Linked DNA regions of Mus musculus: region 1 is linked to region 2. Evidence: chromatin loops called from intact Hi-C (ENCODE). Cell type or tissue: left cerebral cortex. All regions are shown on one strand. Each heading gives the region's core, and the rest is flanking DNA. Links, peaks and the distances in the headings are about the cores only. Region 1 overlaps Myom1 (myomesin 1). Region 2 overlaps Myom1 (myomesin 1).

The links. A loop is a pair of places that touch in the nucleus more often than their neighbours do. Peaks named below come from ENCODE experiments on the same cell type or tissue, not always from the same donor. Only the 100,000 strongest peaks of a DNase experiment are listed, where the experiment ranks them.
Region 1: a loop joins it to region 2, with 2.0 times the contacts of the local background. A loop is called at or near these places in 2 of 42 quality-filtered maps.

What each region holds. Positions count from the first base shown.
Region 1 is chr17:71,112,211-71,124,943 of GRCm38, reverse strand. It overlaps Myom1 (myomesin 1), which reads right to left. Exons shown (of 37, transcript NM_001083934.1): 33 at 7,487-7,650; 34 at 4,262-4,298; 35 at 3,796-3,818; 36 at 2,332-2,387. Among named protein-coding and RNA genes, the nearest start is that of Lpin2, 65 kb to the left of the region's middle. In left cerebral cortex, for the core only: no CTCF peak of the experiment used is centred there; DNase peaks (open chromatin) are centred at 4,057, 5,697, 6,134 and 6,782.
Region 2 is chr17:71,058,384-71,071,116 of GRCm38, reverse strand. It overlaps Myom1 (myomesin 1), which reads right to left. Exons shown (of 37, transcript NM_001083934.1): 11 at 9,851-9,992; 12 at 6,470-6,669; 13 at 3,748-3,804. Among named protein-coding and RNA genes, the nearest start is that of Myom1, 45 kb to the right of the region's middle. In left cerebral cortex, for the core only: a CTCF peak has its summit at 6,314 (motif pointing left); a DNase peak (open chromatin) is centred at 6,315.

The DNA.
Region 1 (12,733 bases), core at 2,198-10,197, 55 kb before region 2:
TTTGGCAAGCCCATTGCTGTCTTTGTTCAGCTCACATTGGGGTGGGTGGGGTCAGTTCCTGATGTTAGTAGGAGACACAGTTGCACATAAACTCCCCATCCCCTGGCTCTTACTATCGATCCTTCTGCCCCCTCTTCTGCCTGATTCCCAGGCCTGGGGTATGGGAGCTGTGTTATAGATGAATTCACTGGGACTGAGTTCCACAGCTTTGTGTTTTGATTGTCAACACTGTTCTCAACCTCCAGCAGCCACTCCTCAATTTTCCATTCATAAGACATTGTCATTTCAAAATGTTATATAAACATGGTCTACAGTAAGCAAACTTCCCAAGCTGCTGCTTTGCCTGCACACAATTCCCTGCAGATCCACCTGCTGCTGAATCAGCCTCCTGGCTCTTTGCTGCTGACGAATGTGCCAGTATATGTGTGTGTCCCTGAGGGTCATGTGTACCGTTTCCAGTTTGGGGCGGTCATGAACAAAGTTACTATGACTAGAGCACAGGCTTTTCCATTTCTCTAGGGTAAATGCCCAGGGTTCAGTTGCTGGGCTGTATGATAAATATATGATTCATTTTTCTCCCTAGAATTTGCCAGGCTCTTTTGCTAAAAGCTGATGTAATTTTGGCTTACATCCCGCCAACAGCACATAAGTAATCCAGTCTCCCCACACCCTTCCTGCATTTGCCACTGTGCATTTCTGTTGTGTGTCACTTATCACTGGAGTTGAGGCGGGTTCATTGTAGTTCATGGTCTCTTTACCCACTCTCCATGGCTAGGGCTAAACGACATATTCTTGATTAGGAACGAAGTTGGCATTACTCAGAAAGGAGTGTTCTTTTAGATATCTTCCCAATAGATCTTACGTGATCACTTACTGCCTCTTCTGTGGGAGCACAGCTGGGTAGCTTACAGAACTTCCTTACATCTCATCATTAGTTAGCAAGTTTTAGAGACAGGCTGTGTAGCTCAAGCTTGACCTGGGATTCTCTCGCTTATAATGCTGGGTTTATAAGCATGTGCTGCCATGCTAGTTTAAATTAGCATTTTTACTGAACTACTCTCCATTTAAGAACGAGAAAAGTACAAGCTAGAGAAATGGCTCTGAGGGTAAAGATGCTTGCTGCCAAACTGGGTGACCCGAGTTCAATCCCCGAGTAACACACTGTGGAAGGAGTGACCCAAAACCTGTAAGTGCCGCTCTGACTTCCACACACGTACTATAGCACGTCCTCCAATAAAGGAATGCATGCGTGTATAATTTTTAAATGAGTCAAATCATTATCATTAAATATACCCGAACAGACCGGGTTCAGGTTTGGGAATCTGGGGATTACTTGGGGTAAAATGTAATTAAGTCAAACTGAAACTGCAAACATTGTAGGCAGGCATTGTGGAAGACGAGCATCCATCCTTGAGAGCTGAGCTGTGAACTGGAGTACTTTCCCATACATTCTCCCCTAATTGTCACTACTGCCCAGTGAGTTCACCCTCGTGGAGTGAGGAGAGCAGAGGAGACAGTTTAACAACAGAAACTGCTCTCAGAGGTTGAGCTGAAAGTCGACTATGGTATTTTCTACCTACAAAGAAATGTATTGCACAGAATCTACAGCCTTGCTTTGATACAGAAGCTCTGCCTGGCTTCCCACCCCCACCGCTGCAGCCACTGCTCTTCTGGGTAGGAAAAGGTTTTATTTCACTACGGGTCTCTCTGGACTCGCAAGATGTATATTAAACCTATTTTGATTGATGTGGGGTCTGGCTATGTAGCCAAAGGTGGCCTTGAGCTCTAGATTTCCCCATTGAGTCCTTAGATTACAGGCAAGGACCATTCTGCCCGGTTTACAGGTCAGAGAGCACAGCCATTGCCTCTCGGATGGAAGAAGCCAGGAAATACCAGTTTAGCATCAAATGGAGAGATTGGATTTCATCAGGGATGGAGCTAATAAAAACTCACGGGCCAGGCAGCATGTTTCCCTGTAACCACAAGATAGCATGGCACCTTCCAGTATGCTGGAATAATTTCTTTCTTCTGTGGTTACATGCTTAAGAGCTAACGCTTTCAGGTTCGTTTTCAAACAGCCTAGTGGCTCCTGATGGTTTAAAAACATGACTCTAGAGAAATGGCCTAAATCCAGGCTCACAAGATAAACTTTCATCTTGATGCTGGCCTGACAAGGAACTATGACAGGAATGCTGATCTTTTAACCCTGTATTTGGTGATTCTGGTCAAGTGCAGGCCCAAGGAAATAAGACAGAGATGGTGGGGTACAAAAGGAAGGACTATGGTGTAGGGGGTGAACCTTTCCCCATGTGGACACAGGACAATACTCACCTTGCCCTCTTGAATGGTGACAACATCAGGGAGACCACCTAACACCCGGGCCCGATCTGCAAGCACAGGAATTTCTGGTTAATCTCTGCAATGAAGAGAGCCAATGACCATGCCTCAAAATGCTTAATGACACAAACCTCCAACATTATTCTTTCCTGTCCTGGTGGTTATTTCATACTGCTTTCAACATGCAAAATGAGAAATGACTCAGCAGCTCTGGGGTTTTTTGTTTGTTTGTTTGTTTTGCTTTGTTTTTTGAGACAGGGTTTCTCTGTATAGCCCTGGCTGTCCTGGAACTCACTTTTTAGACCAGGCTGGCCTCGAACTCAGAAATCCGCCTGCCTCTGCCTCCCAAGTGCTGGGATTAAAGGCGTGCACCACCACGCCCACCCGGCAGCGGTTCTGGTTTTAATCCTTCTTTACTTACTGTGCACACGCACAGGTGCCTGAAGCTGTACCTATAGCACCAGCTTAGAACTACCTTGTCACATAAAGACCTGCTGTATGATTTTCATGGTTATATCCAGCTCTAGCCCTTGTGTAGTTCAGCAGGTGTAAGCTCAGGAAAGCACAACAAATCTTAATGTAGTGGCTCTGAGCAGGCCATGGCCTCGGTATGGTTTCCCTATGATGAATACAGTTGCATACTAGAAGGGCTATAATCTGGGAGCTCTGGGGGGCTGTGCAGTTGTGGGTCTCCTCTGAGGTTCTCCTTAAATAGCTCCCTTTTCTTGGTTCTTGGTAGTGCTGGGCCAGTCTATCTGAGGCTGAGTATATCAATAATAGGAGAATAGAGGTGCTGAACTCTAGGGCTGGACACACACACATGTTCTGGGTATGACTGTCTCGATACCTGATGAAGGAGCCCTTCTCTAACACACTCCAAGGCTTCCTCTCTGGCAGAACACCATGGCTCCCAGCCTTATTTCATTTTGTGACTCTTCAATCTTGTTTGCCCAATGTCAAAAAGACAGTGTTTCAGACTCCTATATTATTCATTGGGCCTAATTTTCTTCTGACACACTGTACCTACAAGTGACTAATATCTATCATATGGTTTGTAACCAAGGGATTTTTTTTTACAATGTCTGCAGGGGATAAGAACCAGATGTTATAATTGAGACCTTCCTATAGACACAAGACTAAAGTGAAGACATATGTAGATCATCTATAATTTATAAAAGAAAGGAGACAAAACCCATTTTCTATTTTGAGACAGGCTCTCAGTACATAGCCTTGACTGTCCTGAATCTCCCTCTACAGACCGAGCTCAGAGCCTCTCCATTAAGATTTGTTGTTCTCTCGAAGTCAGAGATCTGCCTGCCTCTGTCTCTCAAGCGCTGAGATTAAAGGCTTACACTACCAAGCCTGGCAAGAAAAGAATCCATTGTCATCTGTGGATGTGCCAGGAAATGAGACTGGTGCTGAGTTTGCCTCTGTGATAAGTATGAGGTAGTTACTCACTTTTTTCAGCAATGGCAGCTTGTCTGTGGTTGAGAGAGACAAAGAAGAGTTGTGTTAGTATCATTTCAAGTAGTCTCTCTCTTCCCCTGTGTGTGTCTGTCTGTCTGTCTCTCCCTCCCTCCCCCTCCCCCCCCCCCCCCCCGCCCCGACACACTTAAACACACCCAGGCATTTGTCAGTGCAGGCTTGGCAAAGCTGCTCTCCCAATTGGAAATCTGCTCTGAGTTCCATGAGGAGCTGCATTGAAACCAGGCTGCATTTAATACACAGAGGAGAGAGGGGGAAAGTCAGTCCCCGCTCTGCTCTGCTCCCGAGAGAGCTGGCAGCTCGACTAACAGTGTCAAGTGGGCTCTTCCTGCGCTTGCTGAAACAAAAAACTTTCTGATGCTCAGATAGGCCAGTGGAACACAGGGTTCCAGGAATAGAACTTGAGTAGAAATGGCCCTTGCCAGGAAGGGAAACTTACTTTAACCTCTGGAATTCAGCAAAGGCCTCATCAAATGCTTTAAAAGAAAAAAATGGAGAGAAAGAAAGAAAGAAAGAAAGAAAGAAAGGAAGAAAGAAAGAAAGGAAGGAAGGAAGGAAGAAAGGAAGAAAGTTAGTTAGTTAAAACTTTATCAGTCAGAATTGATAACACAAAGTTAAAGTCACAAGGTTAGGTCACTGACCACCTTTCCATGAGACTGCCTATGGCTTCACATAAAGCTCTCAACAAGACAGATAAGGACTTTCTGTGTAGGGAGTATAAAGTAGTAGGTTTTAGATGTTTTCATTTCAGCAAGGAGCCTTCAACCTTAAACAAAAAAGTTAGCTAACAGTCCCAGTAAAAGTCTTTCAAACAAAGGTGTGTTGTCTAAACATCCTTGCAAGGAAAAAAAAAAAAAAAACAAAACCCAAAAAAACCCAAAAACCTTTTCTTATTAAATTAGCCCTCCTAGGCTCCTGGCTAGATGGCTCAAATGTGTTCATGTTAGGTTTTCTGCTCTGTTTAGGCAGGAGAGCACACTGAATCAGAGTTATCACGCTGTATGCCAACACTGGCCTGAAATCCAGTGCTCTCCATTACAGAACACAGACTGTTGTTTGTTATTATAATTTTTTAAATACAATTTTGTTACCATAGAAAACCATAGGTGTCACTAAGGCACTGCTCACACGCGTACTGGTGGGCCTTGTTCATGGTCCTCCCCATCCTCTGTCCCTCCTCCCTCCTCTCACTGAGCACTGTTTCTCAGTCTGATCTCCCTCCTCTCACTGAAGCAGTATTTCTCAAGCCACAATGGAACAAAAATGGAGGCGACTGAGATAAGAAAACAAGCCTCACAGGGTTCTAAAATAATCTTATCCCCGTGACTTCAGGGTGAGACACTTGACTGAAGTTCATGAAAAAAGGCAAGTTTGTTTAGAAATCCTTGTATTTCATTTCCCACCCCTTTTGTAGCCCAAGAAACACACACACACTCATGCACACAAACATACACATACATGCACACACACACTCATGCATACAAACATACACACATGCTCACACACACACACACACTCATGCACACAAACATACACACACATACACACTCATGCACACATATACACACATGCACACACGTGCTCTCACACACACATGGATATGATTTATTTTCATGTGAGTTGAAGGTATGTCTTGACTTGTGTGGAGGGATCGGGACACAACTTTCAGGAGCCAGTTCTCACTAGCTGCTCAGTGAGGCAGGGTCTCCTTTCTGCAGCTGCTCAGCTTACTGGGACTGGCTTGCCTTGAGTGTCTTGATAATTCTCCTGTCTCCACCCCCATCCCTATGGCAGGGTAGAAGTAGAGATTGCAGATGTGCACCATCACATCCAGCTTTCCATGTGGGCCTCGAGAACCAGCTTCAGGCCACCAGACCCTCACACCCACGGTGCCATCTCCCCAGCCAAGAATCCTACTTATATCTAGAGAGTATGGATTTAACTGGGTTGCACTAATCCACACCCCTACACACACACACACACACACACACACACACACACACACACACTCTCTCTCTCTCTCTCTCTCTCTTTACATATGGAAGAATAAGGATAAAGTCAGGCCTTGTTTTTTCTCCTCTGAAAACTGACTGAGCTTCAGGTTGAACACAGGGTGATAACACAAAACTATTTCTGGTCCACACACCACACTGAGAAAAAGAATGTATGGTCAAACTAATGTGTTTGGTGGCTATGGCAACCTGGTGAGAAGATCCACAGCCTTTGTCTTATGAGGGCTTAAAGTGGGGTAGTTGCCTAAGCTTTGTTGTTAAAAATAGTCTTTGAAATGTTTTAAATCTACCCGCCCACCTGCGGCTTCCCCTGTCTATTGTATTGCCCACAGTCAGATGAACGGTGGGAGAGATCCACAGCGCTGCTTGTACAATGTGGGTCAGAAGGCCCTGCCTGTCTGCTGCACCTTCTCCTGTGACTACAGATCCTTCATTGAGTCTTTGTGGGTATATGGGTAGGGATTGGGTGAGAGTAGGGGATTCAGAGAAAACACACACACACACACACACACACACACACACACACACACACACACACACAACACGCGCGCACGCCCTCATTGCATGCTTAGAAAACTCTTGTCTAAATTGTGAATCTATTCTGAGGTTGAAAAACACGAAGAGTATGATACTCCAAGACTGCATCTTAGTGCACAAGGGCATGAGTCAGATTTAGCCTGTGGTGGCTTTCATCTCAAGGGTTTTATTCTTTCAGAAAGAACAGAGGGGAGAATACAGCCAGAGGACAGGGAGAAACAGCATGCTGATATTAGCTGCTCACTTAACTCTCTCAGTTTTATTCAGTAGTTGTCCACCACCTTGGGTCACTGCTTGTTGCCAGTCATATACTTGTTCCTCTTTTTACCCCCCTTTATCTCCAGAACCTCCCCCATCCCTGCCCCTGCGCCAGGCCCGGTCTCTCAGCAGGGAACTAAGACATCTGGGACCCTCAGTTGCGGTCTCTCCAGCTTCCTCCTGTCCTGCTCAGCATTTCCTCCTTTCCTTTGCTTCTTCTCATCCACTCCTCTCTAGTTTTGGACAGAGAAGTCCTTTGTCACTTCATAGGTGACCATTTGCCTTCTGCCCTTGCTCTCTCACCGACCACTTCCTGGAGCTTGGGTAGGTCACTGATCCCCTTCATAGCCAGCTTTCCACTCAAGCAACGGTTTCCTGGACTGGATGGATATGCTCAGATCTCCACCCCTGTGCACAGTTCCTTTCCCCTCTTTGCTCTTAAGGATGTGATCATGAGTCAGCTGACCTCTTCTAAAACTCTTCCCGTGAAGAGTCGTGCCTTCTCTCCACGTTTGCCGTCTCCACCTGCTTTTTACGGTTGTCTGTCCCCTAAGTTTTCCACAATTAAGACTGCCTTGCCAAGAAATCACCATTAATAAAATGCACTGGAGGCCATTATGTTAGCCTAGCCCACACTAGTCCTCAGCTGACCAGATCTAAGTAGAGCGGCGTCACTCACATAAGGTGACATATAATTAAACTTAAAAACAAGACCGGCTCCAAAAAAAAACGGATTGGGACTCAGAGTAACCAATCAGAACAGACCCACTCAAACACCAACTCCTCTGACATCCCCCGTGTAACAACCTCATTTCACTTTTGTCCATTCTATAGTAAATGTGAGTAAGTACATTTACCTTGTCCAGAGAGATCCACCGTCTTCTGGTGTCCAGTCTTGCCGTCAAAGAGCTCCATCACGTATTTCCCTTTATCATTCGGAGTGGGCTCGTTGATCTGCAGCCAGATCTGCTCCCCAGTCACGCCACTCTTGACTCTGTCTGTGTACTTAATCCCCGTCCCACTGTTAGGGCGAAGAGAGTGTCATCAGTGCTTCCTTCTGTGGACAGCTCATCTTCCCTCTGCTTTTACTAGGTGACATACCATAAACTTTCACAGGCTTTCAGAAAGCATGAGACCTGCTGCCTAAGCCATCCCACTTCGGGGTAATTATAGGCCCAGAAGCCCACCATTTGGATTCCAGGGACCAAGAACTAACTGATAGCCCAAACATCTACTAACTCTTTACAGTAGACTGAATATCAATTTCAAGACCAGTCTTTCTCAAGGATGCTGACTATCTTCAGGTTTGCTTGGGTTTGTTTCCAGGATTAAGAGACTCTTTAAAGATGGAAGACCAAACTAAGTACTATTTTCCTGCATATTTAACACAAATACTCTATGGCCAAACTTGATTAGTAAAAGAGCACACTGACCGGGGGGACTCCTGACATATGTCGCTCCGGAGCTATTAAAGAGTACGTAAATATGCACTTGGGAGTAGAGTCAAATGTGAATGAAAAGCAGAGTGGCTGGCAACAGAGTGAGGCATGTGCTACGACCGTGTATGAAATCAGAAGGAAACACAGCCCTTTCACTGTGAGCGGACCCTGATGACACATAAAAACATGATGGTTACAGAGAAAACAGAGCACAGCCGAACAGTCTCCTCATACTGTCAAGAGGTGCGTCATGAAGATTTTGTGAGACTGTGAAGAAATTTTAAAAAGCAGCATAGGGGCAATGAATGGTGCAGAGGTAAAGCTGTGTGTGGCCAAGCCTGGCAACTGGAGTGAATCCCTTAAAGCTCACGTGGTCAGGAAAGAACTGACTCCTACGAACTGTCCTCTGATCTCCACATGTGCTATGGGATGTGCTCACACACACACACATATACACACACACTAAATGCAATACATTTTTAAAGCAGTATAAAAAATTGACAGATATGTACATATATAAAATAATTATAGAAGGAGAAAAATTATAAGAAAGTACCTTAAATGTACATAAAGGGGCTAACCAAACTACTGATGATATCATATTATAAATGCTTCTAGACACACAACTTTAAACCCAATAAGGACATAGAGGCAAGCAGATCTCTGAGTTCAAGGCTACTGTCTACAGAGTAAGTTCCAGGACAGCCAAGGAGACAGAGAAACTCTGTCTTCAAATCCCTCACCAAAAAATTTTTCTATTTCATAGTATCTACATATGTATTTTCCAAAAACGCATGTAGGAAGTTTATAGCTTAAATACAATTTCAATATGAACTTAAAAAAACAAAATATTTTTACCTAAAAATATTTAGCTTCTAATTAATATTTAGTGTTTTTCTAATAATACTAAATGCTATGAGGTATTGCACATTTAATGACATATCTTTAAATTTATTAGCAATTGAGATGCCATAAAAGTAGGGTAAAGAAACACATCTGTATCCTGTAGTTTTTAGCCTGAATAATAGCTTTTTCTTAGAGAGTGGGACAGGAAGACAGACCTCTGCTTTGCTTGAATTATTTAGTCTTTGGCTGGCTTTCACAATGGCGCCTTCTATATGCTAAGTGCTTCGGACACAATGGATCATATTGTTCTTATTTTACATGAGAAAAATAAAATTCATAGAATTTAATGATTTGCCAAAGAAGATAAAACAAAGTCAAGGCTAACTCCTACCTAAAGGTGTGTTTGTTCTTCTCAGTATGCCTCCAACTTACAAAAACAAAACAAAACAAAAAAACCCCACAGTAGTATAATTCTCAAGCCCTGAGCTTTGTGTGGGCACAAAAGTATAAGACAAACTCATGTAAATGAGACTAACACTGTAGGAAGCGCAGGCCTTGCTACTCTAGTGACAAGTTTCTTAAAATATTTTCTCAATGCACTCATTAAAAAAAACTAATTATGGTTTTAAAAGACTTATTTTAATTATGTACATGTGTTTTGTGGGGAAAGGTTATGTACACCTGAGTGCAGTTGCTCGTAGAAGCCAGAGATGTGAGATCCTCTGTAGCTGGAGTTATAGATGTTTGTGAACCATTTAACATGGGTCCTGGAAATAGAACTCAGGTCTTCTAGAAGGTCATTGTGTGCTCTTAACTAGCGAGCACTTTCCCTAGTCCTTGAATAAATGGTTCTTTTCCAAAGGACATAACTTTACAATACTACATTTATGTATTTAATTATTACTGTGTGTGTACATGTGTGTGCATGTGTGTATGTGTGTGCATGAGTGTATGTATGTTTGTGCGTGTGTGTGCATGTGTGTGTATATGAGTGTGTGCATGTGTGTATATATGTGCATGCATGAGTGTATGCATGTGCATTTGTGTGCATGTGTGTCCATGTATATGCATGTGTGTATATATGTGCATGCATAAGTGTGTGCATGAGTGTATGCATGTGTGTGTGCATGTGCCTGTGTGGTGTGCCGCAGTGCATATGTGGAGGCCAGACAACAATTTGTTATTCAGTTCTTTCCTTCCACTTCCATCTGGGATAGAACTCACGTCCAAGTGCCTTTACCCACTAAGCCACCTCGCTGGCTCCAAGGCTCAGCACTGTGATAGATGATCCAGCTAATTCTGCTCCCTTCATTCTTCACACTGATATATTATAGTGTCCTGGGTGTCACAGAGGAATGTCCTAGGATTTGATCTATTTTAAATTTTAATTACTTCTCTGTACTATTTTCAGGGGGGAAAAAAAAGAGTACAAAGGGCCAAAGACACAGTGTTCCACACGGGCATTTTTCTATTTAATTCTAGAACTCAGCAAATGCCCAAGAGCTCCATCAGATGCCAGTCTGCATGTTAGTAAACGCTAGCGAACGCTCTGTGGGGCCTGGCTCTGGGTAACTGTTTGACTTACCCTGTTCTTTTTCCCTTTCTGCTTTGTGGTGCCAGGGATTGAACTTAGCCTTGTGTATGCTGGGCAAGTGCTCTACCTCTGAGCTACACTGACACATGGTTTAGTTGGGTAGTGCTGGGCTTATTGTTTTGGTTTTACTCACTTGTTTTGAGACAGGTTTTGCTCTGTAGTATGAGTTGCTCTCAAACTTTTAATCCTCTTATCTCCTTAGAACTGGGATTACAGATGTGCACCTGTAATCCACCATCCTCCGCATCACGTGACTTCTGACATTGTTTTTTGAGGCAAGCACTTGCTATTCAGTCCAGCTGGCTGGAAGTTCCCTAAGTTGCCCACATCGGCCTTGAACTCACAACTCTTCTGCTTCAATTTTCTAAATACTGTTATTAGAGCTGTGTGCCACCATGCCTTATGTTATCATTAGGTCTCAAACTGAAGACAAATGGCAAACTGAAGTGTCTGATTACCATATCAAAGCAGACACTGGCTGCCAATCTCTCTCAGCATCAAGAATACCTGCTACAGTGTCCTGGCTCTTCTTAGCCCTTCTTACCCTGCCCTGTACCCTAAACTCTGCAGTCTAGGGGCTTTCCTTCCCAGCCTCTGACCCGTTTGTGTGTGTGTGTGTGCATGTATGTACCTCACATATATATATGACAATCCTCAGTGTGTGTTTATATCATAAAGAGACAGAGGTGTATTTAAATCAGATTAAAAATATCTTCCCAAACTACCTTTCTTTTCTATGTGGCCTGGCTGGCCTAGAACTTACTGTGTAGACCAGGCTGGCCTCAAACTCAAAAAGAACTGTCTGCCTCTGTCCTCCAAGTACTGGGATTGAAGGCAAGCACCGCCACACATGGCCTGCTTATAATGTCTTCTTTTTAATAGATATTTTCTTTATTTACATTTCAAATGTTATCCCCTTTCCTGGTTTCCTCTCCGAAAACCCTCTATCCCATCCCCCCTCTCCCTGCTCACCAACCCACCCACTCCTGCTTCCTGTCTTGGCATTCTCCTACACGGGGGCATAGAGCCTTCCCAGGACCATGGGCCTCTCCTCCCATTGATGCTCAACAAGGCCATCCTCTGCTGCATATGCAGCTGGAGCCATGGGTCCCTCCATGTGTACTCTTTGGTTGGTGGTTTAGTCCCTGGGAGCTCTGGGGGTACTGGTTGGTTCATATTGTTGTTCCTCCTTACAGTGAAAACTTCCCAAATCTTTTTCTATAGCTTTTTGGAATATGCAATGTATTATAGCTAGTCATAGTCACAAGCAGCAAAGACTCTTTGTTATATTCTGTACCCTAGTAACCAATGGTCCGCCTCTTCTCCCCCACATTTGAAACTTTCCATGCATGGGGGTGGGGGTGGGGGGAAGCACAGCCATCAGTAGTTCACTTAGCTATGTGCCCACAACCAAGTCACCTTCCCAAGATTGAGCTTTCTCTCCCCTGAAGAGAAGAGTGCCTACTTCACAGAGCTATATAGCTACAAAAGACCCCACGTGTTGACTGGTTGGTAGCAATGCCCGGTGGATGGCTAGTGCCCAGGGAAAGAATAATATAAACAGCCATTGTTGTCTGCTTCCTCAAGGATGCTGCAGGACTCTGTTAATAGTTTACAATGAACGTCTAAACTAGATTGGACTAGAGGTGGCTGCATCCCCACAGATTTTCTAGGCCATGTCTCTTTTCTCTTTCTGCCAAGGATGTCTCAGGGAACCCAGGGGTTGAGTATACTCTCAGGATTAGGTTTGAAAGTCTGGTTTGATTCAGATATCTATGGAATTCAAGGTAAATATGAATGCTCACAAAGGTAGCCTAGGAAGAGGGTAGACTTCCAGATTAACACAGTTCAAACACAGGTCCCCAAAGCCTTCTGGAGCTGGACAAGCAAGATACAAGATGCTAATGCCTAATTATGTCAGCTGTTGTAAGGGACAGCAACAAGCCAGGACTCCTCTCAGGATGAGACTTCCATGGTAAATGGCTCTGAGTGCAGATTATAGGAACCTCAGAGTCCTCCCAGCACTCACTGCTTCAGTTTGTTTCGGAGCACACGCGCTGACTGTACACACAGAGCTGCAAACACAGTCTGGGTGCTTGGTAGCAGAGGTAGCCTGTGTATGGCTGTCCCAGGTACATTCCAGAGATACTGGTGAATGACGATACGTCCGTCGCAAGCAAAGACATAGTACCAGCCATTACTAGGACGTCACTGTGTGTGTGATG
Region 2 (12,733 bases), core at 3,065-11,064:
AAAAAAGATGATGTACTACAAACTCAGGGACAAAAATCACAGTGACAACAGTTACTGTGATAGCCCAGAACTGCAGCACACTGAGCTAAGATCACTCTGTGTGTGTGAGAGTGTGTGTGTGTGTGTGTGTGTGTGTGTGTGTGTGTGTGTAAGTGTGTGTGTGAGTGTGTGTGTGAGTGTGTGTGTGTGTATGAGTGTGTGTGAGTGTGTGTGAGTGTGTGTGTGAGTATGAGTGTGTCTGTGTCTGTGTCTATGTGTGTGAGTGTGTGTATGTGTGTGTGTCTGTGTCTGTGTGTGTGAGTGTGTGAGTGTGTGTGTCTGTGTGTGTGAGTGTGTGTGAGTGTGTGTGTGAGTATGTGTGTCTGTGTGTGTGTTTGTGTGTGTGAATGAGTGTGTGTGTGTGTGTGTGTGTGTGAGAGAGAGAGAGAGAGAGAGAGAGAGAGAGAGAGTAGGATTCTAAGCCCCTCTGTGATACTGCAAATCCTGTCAGGGATGGGACATGCAAAAGAATTTATTGAAGTTTTATTGATTACAATTAGTCAAATATAGCTGTCTATTTCATTTCCTAAAACAATCTAATTGTTATATAAATATAGGTAACTATGAAAACCATATATAGTATCATGGAGAGTGGCAATTTCCTTAAAAAGCTAGAATTTTTTTATTCTATAGCAACCCCAAGTCGTTTTGCTATTTGGTTCATCTATCTCAGATGACTTGATATGAACACAGAGAGAGATCCTGTCACTAAAAAGAATTCTACATGGTGATTTGTTTGCTACAGAAATAACTACAGTGTCCTGGGAACATAGGCTACCTCTGGGGAGGGCTGTCAGAAACGGTTTCTTTTTGACCAATTTAATATTTGAATGCCTAAATATCAATTTAATACACTAATTTGTATCGAGTTCTTGTGTTTCCCATGGGATGAAAACTCACCAACTTGTCAAGACAAAGCCTGTTTCGACTAGCTTTGTTATGATCAAATATACACCACTAGGAAAGAAGAGGGAATGTGTCATGCCCCCCTGAGTCAGCATCTGTGTCATTGAATTGTGTCACTGAGTTTCAGTGAGAATGGCCCATCACCCCCAAGTTCGTTAACGTCAAGCCACACTCTGCAGGTCTCAGGAGTGCTCTCTTCATGGGAAATTAAATTATGAAGCTGATCCTGGATTCATTCATTTTCAACAAACCAACTCCAGAAAAATATGTACATTTCGAGGACTTTTGCCGGAGTTTTAGGTTTAGAGTTAAAATATGCAGTGACTTGTTTCTCCCTACAAGATTTACTGCTTCTGACTTGAAGCATCAGGATACGGCATATGTTCTAGAAACTTCTTCTGGGGACTTGTTTCAGTGTGTTGTGCTCAGAGTGATTCTTACCGTGTAGGACATGCTTTGAGCAACAGTTTGACGCCAGCTGTTCTCACCCGCTCTGCTGCTTTCTTAGGCTAAGTGTCACTTTCAGTACCTTTTAGCTTTCATTCAACTTTCCTCTGGCTGCTTTAATGCTCTGGGATCATTATTTAAAGCTTGTTGTCTGGTGCACGAGGTTTTTGTTTTTTTTTTTTGTTTTTTTTTTTTTTTCCATACAGGGTTTCTCGGTGTAGCCCTGGCTGTCCTGGAACTCACTCTGTAGACCAGGCTGGCCTCGAACGCAGAGAGCCACCTGCCTCTGCCTCCCAAGTGCTGGGATTAAAGGCGTGTACCAAAACCCTCCCTGTGCTCAAGGGACACAAGGGCTCCCCCTGGAGCCTGGGACTGCAGCGTGGCTCCCACACTATCATTGCTGCCTCTAACTGGACTAAACTCTCCGAAGCTCTGCATGGAAACTGTCAAACTGGAACTCTATGTTCATCGAGGATATATTAAAGAACAAATGTTAAACAAAGACCTTTTCAGACACACAAAGGAAAGTTGATTGATAACCGGAAAATCCGAGCTAAGGGAAAGTTGAGAGATGTGCTTCTGCCGAAAGAAAATCTGGTCAGATAGAACTCTGGAATCTAGACACTGAAAAGAAAATAAAAGTGAAGGATGCAGTCGCACATGCTTGTGAGAGATCTTGTTTGAAATGAAGGAGAGGAGGATGAAGGAGAGATTAAAATGTGAGTAAACACAGAAACGTTCTTCAGGGGCTGGAGAGACGGTATCTCCTCCTCCACTGTTCTGAGACTGGAGAAATGGCTCCACGGTTAAGAACAGCAGCTGCTCCTTTAGAGGAGCAAGGTTTGGTTCTCAGCACACACAGAGTGGCTCTCAACCATGTCTAACTCCAGTTCCAGAGCATCCACTGCCCTCTCTGTCGGGGGTACCAGGCACACGCAGAGTGCACTTACATGAAGCAGGCAAAACACTCATACACAAAACAAAGATGAAGAGATCTTTAAAATGATGGGGTTTTAAAAAACAAAAAACAAATGAACGAAAAACCCTCTTTTCTAACTTTTAAAATCTCTCTGAAGAATCGATGACTACTTGAAGCCAATACAATATATTAACATTTATGATCTATACACAAATACAATGTATGACAATGGCAGCAAGGAATGGAAAAGGTAGGCTGATAATTAAGTATATCAAAAATGTCAAATGTTTAAGCTTAAAATAAAGAATGACATAATGTAGATGAGAGAGAATAATTAAAACATGTCCAAGTCCGAAGAAAAGAGAAAATGGGAAAAAGAAAACTGGTGTCACCAATAAACATATGATGACAGATTGAAATTCAGTCATGTCAAATTATCACACATGGGCCTGTGACATGGCTCAGCAGGTAAAGACTTCCTGCTAAGCCTCAGAGCCCATAGAAGAGCCAGGCAGGCACGGTGTCTGCCTGCTGTCCCAGTGCCTGGGACAGAGAGACACAGGATTCCCAGGGCAACCTTGAGAGATGTGCTAGCTAGAACCCGTGAGTTCTCACTACCATGAGACCCTGTCTCATTAGGTAGAGAACACCCAAGAAAGACACTCCACATGCCTGTGCATGTATGTGCACCTATGCACATACAAACATGAATGAACCACACACACACATACGCATATGCAATTAAGAATGTAAAGTGGAACTATCATTTTGGTAAACAGCAATTTCTTTGAAAATAAAACATGCACCTGCCACACGGCCCACCAATCTCTCTCCTAAGTAGTCACCCTAGAGAGGTGACAACCACATATCCATGCAAACACAGATGGCTCACGGAAACCTCTAGCAGGGTACAGATACGTTGGAATTGACTAATGGCTACATCTATATGATAAATCATAAAGTAAGTATGCTAGTGATAGGAAATAAAGATGAGTATGATCTTATTTATGCAAAATGTGGCCAATTCAAACTATGGTGTCAGGAAGCAGGACTGTGGTGAGAGGGAGGAGGGACCATGAAAGAACATGATAAGGTAGAAGTGCCAGGCATGTCATGATGATGTGCACACACATGAGGCTTATCAGATTGAACTCTGACATGTGCACAGTTCATCGTATAACAACTGCTTCGCAATATGTCGTATAAAATGAAACGTGATCCTTTGGGGCCTGGAAGTACAGCTCATAGGGTGAAGTATGTCCTTGGCCTGTCCATGGCCCTGGGTTCGAGCCTCAGCCCCCGCCACCCCACACCTCACCAATCTGCCTTCTCAGGATGTTCTTTCAAAAGCTTCATGGACAATAATATATTTTTATGAGCAAAGAAAGCTAAATCACACAGGCAACAGTGGCGTCTAGAGAGGACAGAGTTTTTACCTGTAGGCTCTTCTTCCGTGACAATGATCTGTCCAGTCCAGGGTGCTGAAGGATGACCTGAACGGACAAGTATAAAGGTCACATGTTCACAGATGTGCTGTTGTCTCTATGATAAACCAATAAACTGGCTGCATGAGTCAAATGGGTTGTAGTTCTCCTGTGTAAATTCCTAATGCGTCTTTATCAATGTGTGTAAAGTACTGGGTGAAGCATACCCCTCCCTGACAGTTTCTGGAGTCTCTCTGGACTGCGCTAAATTGTGCTCCCATATCTGCTCAATACACATCCCTTGAAGCAAACAGGCTTTCCCATGCCTTCTTCAGAGACAGCACATTTGGAAGAAACACCACTAGGACAGTCAGAAGCCTAACAGCTCTCTATCTATAGAGGAGGCAGGATCAGGCAGGAGAGCTGAGTGGGAGCAAGCCCTTCCTATTGTTTTTGAAAAGTATTGTCCATGGGAAGTCAGTCTGAATCCTTCCTGAGTGAGGAAGAAGGAAGAAAGAGTATAGAGGTAAACACCTCCTACTGGGTTGTCTCACCCAGCCTTAATATCAGGGGATGTGCCTAGTCTACTTACAGCATGCTGCGCCATGTTTCATCGATATCCCTGGGAAGCCTGCCCTTTTCTGAAGGTAAATAGAGGCTCTGAGTGAGAGGGAGGAAGCGGTGGGTGGGGGGTTAGGAGGAGAGGACAGAGGGGAAACTGTGATCGGTGTGTAATATACTAGAGAAGAATAAAAAAAATTTTAAAAGAAAATAAAAAGAAGGGGGTGGGCTCCATCTTGTGACCCTGAAAGCATGAAAAAAGAGAACAGCAGGTGGAAGAGAGGGCTAAGCAGGTAAAGGGGCTTGCTGCCAAGCCTGAGGACATGAGTTCAGTCCCAGGGACCCGCCTGGAAGAAGGAGAGAGAACTGGCTCCTGATAGTCGTTTGTCCTCTGGCTTCCACATGAACACTGTTGGCATGCACGCCCACATACATATATACACATAAACCCACACAGATAAGTAGGTAGATAGAAAGATAGATGATAGATGGATAGATAGATAGATCGATAGATAGATGATAGATGAGCAGATGGATAGATAGAGGATAGATAGATAAATGATAGAAGATAGATAGAGGATAAACATAAACAGCTAAATGATAGAAGATAAATAGACAGATAGATAGATAGACAGACAGATAGATGGTAGATGACTAGATAGATAGATAGTAGATGACTAGACAGGTGATAGGTAGACAATAGAAGATACATACATAAAAGATACATGCACACATAAATACACACATACATATATTCATACATACATACATACATACATACTTTAGGGAAGAAACAATGGCTCAATCTTGCCTTACTAGGGGGAATTTCCACCCAAGTCTGCACAGGAAACAGGAAGGCACAGAGATGACAGTGCTTGTTATTCATAAACATCTTGTTTTACAGGCATTCAGAAGGAGTAGAAGAAAGTGTGAGGTGGAACTGCCTAAGAGGAGTCTACAGGTGATGGTATCTTTCTTGGAGTTTTGTGATATCACTAGAAGGAACTGAGGCAAAGAATAGAACTTTATGTGCGGCATGGACCTGTAACCCCCCCACAAGGGTTAGCCCCTAGCCACTGGGGTATTTGGTAGCATCTGGAAACTTTCTGGATTAAAACAGGCAAATAATACCGTCACCGTGTCACAGGCAGAGACAAGGGCTATCTGTAAGCATCCCACATTCACATCCCTTCACAACTGCTGGCCCTGTGACGAGGGCCATTGGACAGAATGAAATGTTACTATCTAGTGATGCTTATGATGTTATTATAGACCCTAGTATTGGGAATGCCATACAGGTTCCCGTAGAAGGCAGAATTTATGTACATGGCTTTGGCATTCAGACTTGGAAGATAAATAGATGTAAATAGGTAAAATAATTATCTTTATAGGTTTTTATATTATATTTTAATTGTGTATCCCTGTGCACGTGTATGTCTTTGTATGTGAGGGTGCATGTGATTGCATATATACCACAGAGCACATATGGAGGTCAGGGTACACCTTGCAGGAGTCAGAACTCTCCTTCCACCACGGAGGTCCTGGGCATTGAACTCAGATAGGTCAGGCTTGGCAGCAGGCACCTTTACCGGCTGAGCTATCTTGACAGCCCAAGATTATTTTATATTACCTAAATGGAAACGCAATTTTTTTTTTAATCAACACAGAGACGCTCACAGGGGTTCAAGATTAGTGCTTTGATGAAGACGTCAAGGTCAAGAAATTCGCTTTGAACCGTAAATGCAGTTATATTCAGAATACACTAATAATGTGGATAAAAATGATCTTCGAGCTATTTGTCCCCATATTCATTCCACACCTCATGCTTATTATACAGATTGGCAAGGTACACTTTCCTGAGTAATGTTTTTAAAAAGATAAAATAAAATGAGGGTTTTAAAAAACACTCAAAAGAAATAATGAATCAAAAACAAATTATTTTTTATCCTCTTGGGCTCGCTCCAAACACGGGATTTTTCTGATTGGAAAAGGATTTCATATTCTTGTCTCCCTCTAGTGGAGAGGAGAGGAATTACTTGTAGTGACACCTACCACAGGTTTCTTGGTTTTGTTTTGGATTTTGGTGATGGGGGGGGTTGTTTGTTTTGGTTTGGTTTGGTTTGGTTTTGCTTTTGCTTTTCAAGAAAGATGCAGACAAATGAAAAGGACTTACTTTTTAGTCTAGCTTTCTCAGCTGGATCCAAAGCCGCCACAGGCTCAGAAACTCGGGATGGCAGGCCTATTCCAGTTTTATTCACAGCTCGGACTCTGAATATGTAGGAACGGCCTTCTATCAAGCCAGTGACTGGAAACCGAGCAAACTTCACAGGTGTGTCATTGCACTGAGACCAGGTATCTGTGCCCACCTCACACCTGAGGGAAAGGAGAATTAGCAGGATGTCAGGCAGACTACGACTAAGGTGAAAATTCACCCTCTCGCTTCAGATCTTCCCCGTGCCAAAACATGGAACTCCTGCCTGGCTTCCTAGTCCTAGACTTCAGACACTCAGTTCCTCTCAAGTTCAATGTGTCTTTTTAAATTTTTCTTTTAAAAAAAACTCAAGTATTTGTGTGTGTGTGTGTGTGTGTGTGAGTGTGTATATGTATGTCTGTGCCTGTATGTGTGACTGTGTGTGTGTGTGTGTGTGTGTGTGTGTGTGAGTGAGCGGAGTGTGTGACTGTGCATGTGTGTGTGTGTATGTGTGTGCGCACTAGTGCCACAAATTGTGTGTGGAAGTCAAAGGACAGCTTGAAGGAGGTTTTTCTTCCTCCGTCAGGTGGGGTATGGGCATCTGTCCACCTGTATTCACTACATCTCACCAGCCAGCAACTAGACATGTTTTAACATGAAGAACGAAGCCTCAGACCTTTCTAAACAAGCAGCTGATTTGTCTTGTGTGTCAAGAAGAGGAGTGAGAAAATCACGCAGGTATCAGAATCCTTTTTTTGTTTTTTAATGTGTATGAGTGTTTTGCACGTATGTGTACCTGTGCCCCACTTGTACACGGTGCCTGCCAAGAACAGATGGAGTTGGATCCCTTGGAACCGGAGTTGCAGGCAGGTGCGAGCTGCCATGTGGGTGGTGGGACTTGAACCCGGGTCCTCGGAAGCCAGTGCTTTGACCACTGAGCTGACTCTCCAGAATCTTTATTCAGGAGAGGTTTGGGAAAAAGATCCCTCATCCCTGCCCCACTGACACCTTTGACTCCACTGCCAGTCGTCTCTCTCTGTCTTCTTCAGGTGCTTTCTTGTAAAAGCAGAACTACTGTAGGATAAGTTGGGACCTAAAAAGATAACTGGACAGCTGGGCGTGATCACAACCCTGAGGCTAGTCTCGGCTCTACAGGGAGACTTTCCAAAAGGTGAGCCAACCATCCAAAACAGAAGGAAAAGCTATTTGTACTGCAGTTTGGCAAGCCGCTCACTGTTTTCCTACTTGGTGATCACTGTGTTCTGTGTGAGTACAAGGGTCAGGAGGTTATCGTAACGTTTTTGTTTCTTCTCTTTCCTCATCCTCCACTCTGTTCTCTCTCCCAAGCTGGTTTTGAACTCATGACCCTCGTGCCTCTACCTCCTAAGGACTGGGACTGCATATCCTGCCCGGCCATGTTTTTTTATTTTACAACGAGGCTCATGGTTTCCACGGGGAAATGGAGTGCTTTGGAAAACGCTTTCAGCTGCCTGCTAACGTAGCAGCTGGGACCCAAGAATGGAGTCAGAGAACTGCTCAGAAGATTGCAATAGTTCACATGACGGCATTGAGCCAATCAACACAGCTCCAGAGACAACCCTGGAGAGAACTGTGCAGCATTATAATACAGCAACTCCTTGTTCTTATTGCAAGTAGTACACAGTGCTTTTAGTTTAAAATGCATCCCCAATACAGCACTATGTTCAAAATGTATAATTCCCAACTAGTTCTCATGGGAGGGCAGTGCCAAAAAATTGGGATATGGCTGGGAAAGGGGGATCTCCCCTTCGTCACTATCATTTACATTCTTTGATATCGATAACGACTGCTTTATTTAACGTTATGTAAATTCCCATAAAATGTATTTGCAATTCATGTCTTCCATCCACTCTCCCTAAATGTCTGCTTTGTAGAGTTTCTGGAGTTGCTATGTGTGGGAAAATGGCAGGGAGCTGAGGAGACTACAGCAGTTATGCTAGAGGTGTCTCCCAAGGTCTGTCTGTCTGTCTGTTCAGACATTACCACTGTGACTCAGTGACACTAAAATATGCTTCTCAGCCTTCATTTGTGCAGGTGAAGGCATCATCTCTAGAAGCTTCTATAGCATGTTGGAGCAGAAAGAGCACTGGCCTACAGCTGAGCTGTGTTTGAATCCTAGCTCTGGGCTTTCTACCCATGTGACCTTAGGCAGGGTAACAGGGTATCTTTGCTGGCATGTGGCTTGGGCCAGCTCTTTCTTTCCTACCTGTAAAAGCAAGGCCTGTCCAGGATGGTCAAGGGCTAGTGGTAAGTACATGCAGTGTTTTGAACAGTGTTTAGCAAACAGTAGCTATTAGCCATGCCGTCATTTATCATGGCCAAGGCAAGAGAAGAACAGCATGCGTTGCTTACCCTGTCTATAAAGTGTGCAGATCCCTTGGCTGTTTGTCAAAGACAACAAAGCAGAGACTGACAGTACAAAAGAGTTTATGTAAGCCTCCACATTCACCGGAAGTAAGTGAGCTTCCATTCTATTTTACATCTACGGCTAAAATAGAACCGACTACAAACATTCCTCTGTCAGGTACTGAGCACAGTAAATAGAGTTGGGTTTTGGTTTTGTTTGTTTGTTTGTTTTACTTGTTGTTACAACTATGAGGTTTGATGCATTGATATAGAGCTGTCTCTAATTGTTTGCACAGCCCAAAGCAAAAAGAGCTGGAGCGACCACTCTAAGAAAAACTAAGTAGAGGATCACCTACTTGGGCCAATAGTTTGAATTCATTGCTTGTATTGTTCAAACACAGTAGATGTGTAAATGTGCAAAAATGACAACTCTTGGGATCCATCAGTTCTGAAGGCTATACTCAAGAAAGACTCTTGGGTAAGAGTGTAGCCCAACACTGGGAATTTTTGTTACTATTTCTTATGTTATATGGATAACTTGAAACCACATCATACAGTATAAGGAATTAATTTGTGCCCCTAAAGTCAGTACTTTTAAATGACTGTCATACCAGGAATGCAGTTGTTTAGTATATTGAATATCAGTTACTTCAATTCTACAGTGGCCTCTGCTGATAGGTTTACAATTTAACTATATTCTTGCCATGTTAGTGACTTGAGTTGATTGTCAAATCAAAAGGATTAATGTAAATAAGTAGGTACTAATACGTATGTAGTTATGTGTAGTATACATATATATTGCATACATTGTATATATTATACACACATCACATACATACATACATACACACACAGAGAGAAAGAGAGGTAGAGGAGGAAAAAGTCAGAGACAGCATTTCACTTAGAAATAACAGGAGGAAATCAAGCGCACATCTGGACACCTACAGAACTATGACTGAGGTTAGGCCAAGCACTAACTTATCGATAAAGTATCCCAGGATAGGGCTCCCTCCATCCACAGCTGGCTGCTTCCAAGAGATGATGATGTAATCCTTGTTAGCATCCAAAGACACCACATCCAAGGGTGCAGCTGGGGCTCCTTCGATCTCTGCATCAGCATCTGTAGAGACAGAGGGATCCCGTAAGCTGCTCAGCCAGGCTCTGCCAGCTCGGCAGACTGTGGTCACGGCGCACACATTTCCCACACGTCACAGTAGCTACGTAGTCGGCTTCACAGAGCAAGCTCCAAGTCTTATCATTTGTTCAGCAATATAACAAGGTATGCTTTCCACTTCTGGTGGAAGATCATTAGATGAGAGAATAAAGGGGGCTCTGAAAAGAACCCATGAACCTTTTCTTCTTGGTTCTCAAAATTTACCCCCCAAAATTAATAGGGAGATGTCAGCTAGGTGATTCATGCCAGAGAGTCCATTCTTAAGACATTGTTTGGCAATGGTACTCACCCAGGAGAAAACACTCCTCCCAACTGAACAATCTTTCCCTACGAGCTACACCTCTGCAACGCTTGTGAGTTACAAAGGTGTTTGATATGATGGCAGAAACCTTTGCAGACCTCTGGGTTTAATGTTAATAGGTTGGCGTTACTTGTGAAGAGCTCAGGTTACCTGGGTTTTGGACATTCTGTTTCATGACCTATAAACCATCAGGGCGTGTTCTCTGGGAAAATGTCTCCTGCAGACACACTAAATGAGAAGGACACCAACAAACCATGGCCAGGGCTGAACGTAGAACGTTTCCTGCATGCCAAGCAACAGGAAACGAGTGCTTTCCTGGGCACTCCCGTCTCTTCCCAGGCTTTGCAAGCAGGGCAGAGACAGAAGGAAGAGCAGAGCAAGAATGCAGTGGTGATGCTGATGCTGATGCTGATGCTGATGCTGATGCTGATGCTGATGCTGATGCTGATAAAGCCCAAGTACCAGAAGAGGCACTCAGAGGAGGTCTCTCTCTAGGGGAACAGCTAGCAACAACACAGAAACGTCCTTGTCTTAAAGGCCTATGACTCCACATACTGATGGAGTAATTCCCGTGTTAACAGAGCAGAGTCTAGTTAGCTGAGCAGCCGGCGATTCTGGGTTGTAATAGAAAGCAGGGGACAGGAGGTGTCCAGAGAGCCACAGACCAGCATTTCTATAACAAAGGGTGCAAGATGCCATTCAGGGGGTGAGCTTGAAGATCTATTAAGTTACTTAGGCATTCATCCGCATATGGCCACCTCTGGACCACACCTTCCATGTGCTGACCCTGAGGAAACATGTCCCAGAAAAGCCTGCCTCAAGGATACTAGCCTCTTCTTCATCAGCTGATGCTTCAACTCCAACTGACAAGCGCTCATTGTTCCAGGAAAGCAAAGGTTTCATTTTTGTGGCTTTTAATTCACAATACCACAAGAATAATCACAGTTTAGCTGTGTCTGGGGAATGGCGGCCCCACTGTCTGGTGATGATATTACTTCGTAAACAATCATGTCTTCTGTTTCCTGTATTATCTTCCACTTTTACTAACCTTGGGCATGGGTGTTTGTCAGAGTTGCTTTCCTAAGTTCATTTAACGCTCTTCTGGGTGCCCGTCCTGGCTAGTTTTATGTCTGCTTGATACAAGCTGGAGTCATTTGGGAAGAAGGACTCTGAATTAAGAAAATGCCTCTGCAAGATTTGCCAATAGGCAAGTCTGTGGTGCATTTTCTTAGCCTTGGGGATTGATGGGAGGGCCCAGGCCAATGTGGGTGCTGTCATCCTTGGGCTGGTGGTTCTATAAGGAAGCAGGCTGAGCAAGCCACAAGGAACAGGCCAGTAGCCAGCATTCCTCTGTGGCCTCTGCATCAGCCCCCCACTCCCTTGGGCTCTGACTCAGCTTCCCTCAGGGATGGATTTGTATGCTGTAAGACGAACTAAACTATGCGTTGCTTTTGGTCACAGTGCTTCATCGTAGCAATGCAGTGGTAAACTTTTAACAATAGTTAAAAGTATTGTTCCTGTTCTCAAGATGGGCAACACAGTGTGGGGAGTCTAGCATGGTGGGAATGTATTCTGAGGGGCGCTCTCAGTGTCCAGCTCCAGCAGCTCCTGTCCAGCTCCGGGCCACAGAGCCCACTAGCCAGCATTTATCCTCTTCAAAGCTTCTAGCTTTCTCTCTCTCTCTCTCAACTTCCAAATAGCCTAACTTCCTATGGGTTGATTAATCTGGTCAAAGATTAGCCTGTTACTCATTATGGCCTCAGACATAGGCTAATAATAATAATAATAACTTTTTTCAAAATGTTATCTTATTGTTTATATTTATTATAGAGGTAGTTCATGATTATCAAAGAGATGATAATCAAGAAGGTTAAAATCTCCTTTAAATCTGTAACTCAGAAATAATGGCTACTGACATACTGGCCTAAACTAAAAGATGAAAAAATATTTTGAGATGGGTCTTGCTAGAATTTATGGCTCAGGCTGACCTTGAACTGGGGATCATCCTGCCTTGGCCTGCTGAGCGCTAGGATTGTAGCTGTGTGCCAGCACGTCTAGCAAAAATGATAATGATTATTACTAGTCCAGGCTGGCCACAAACTCATATTTGATCTACTTGCATTTTCTTGTGTCCACTCTTATGTGGGTTATGGATATATGCAACCACATAAGAAATAAATCCTAAATATGATGATTTTTTAAATAACTTGGGTCATGGTGTTCATGCAAACTTCTTTTTCTTGATACATTTCAGGAAGTACAGATATACATCATTCGTTTTCACTGCTGCATAGTAGTTCTTTATGTGAAGCATGAACTTCTTATATTTATTCATATATATTTATACCTTTTTATTAAAATATATGTACAGATAAAGACATTTTAA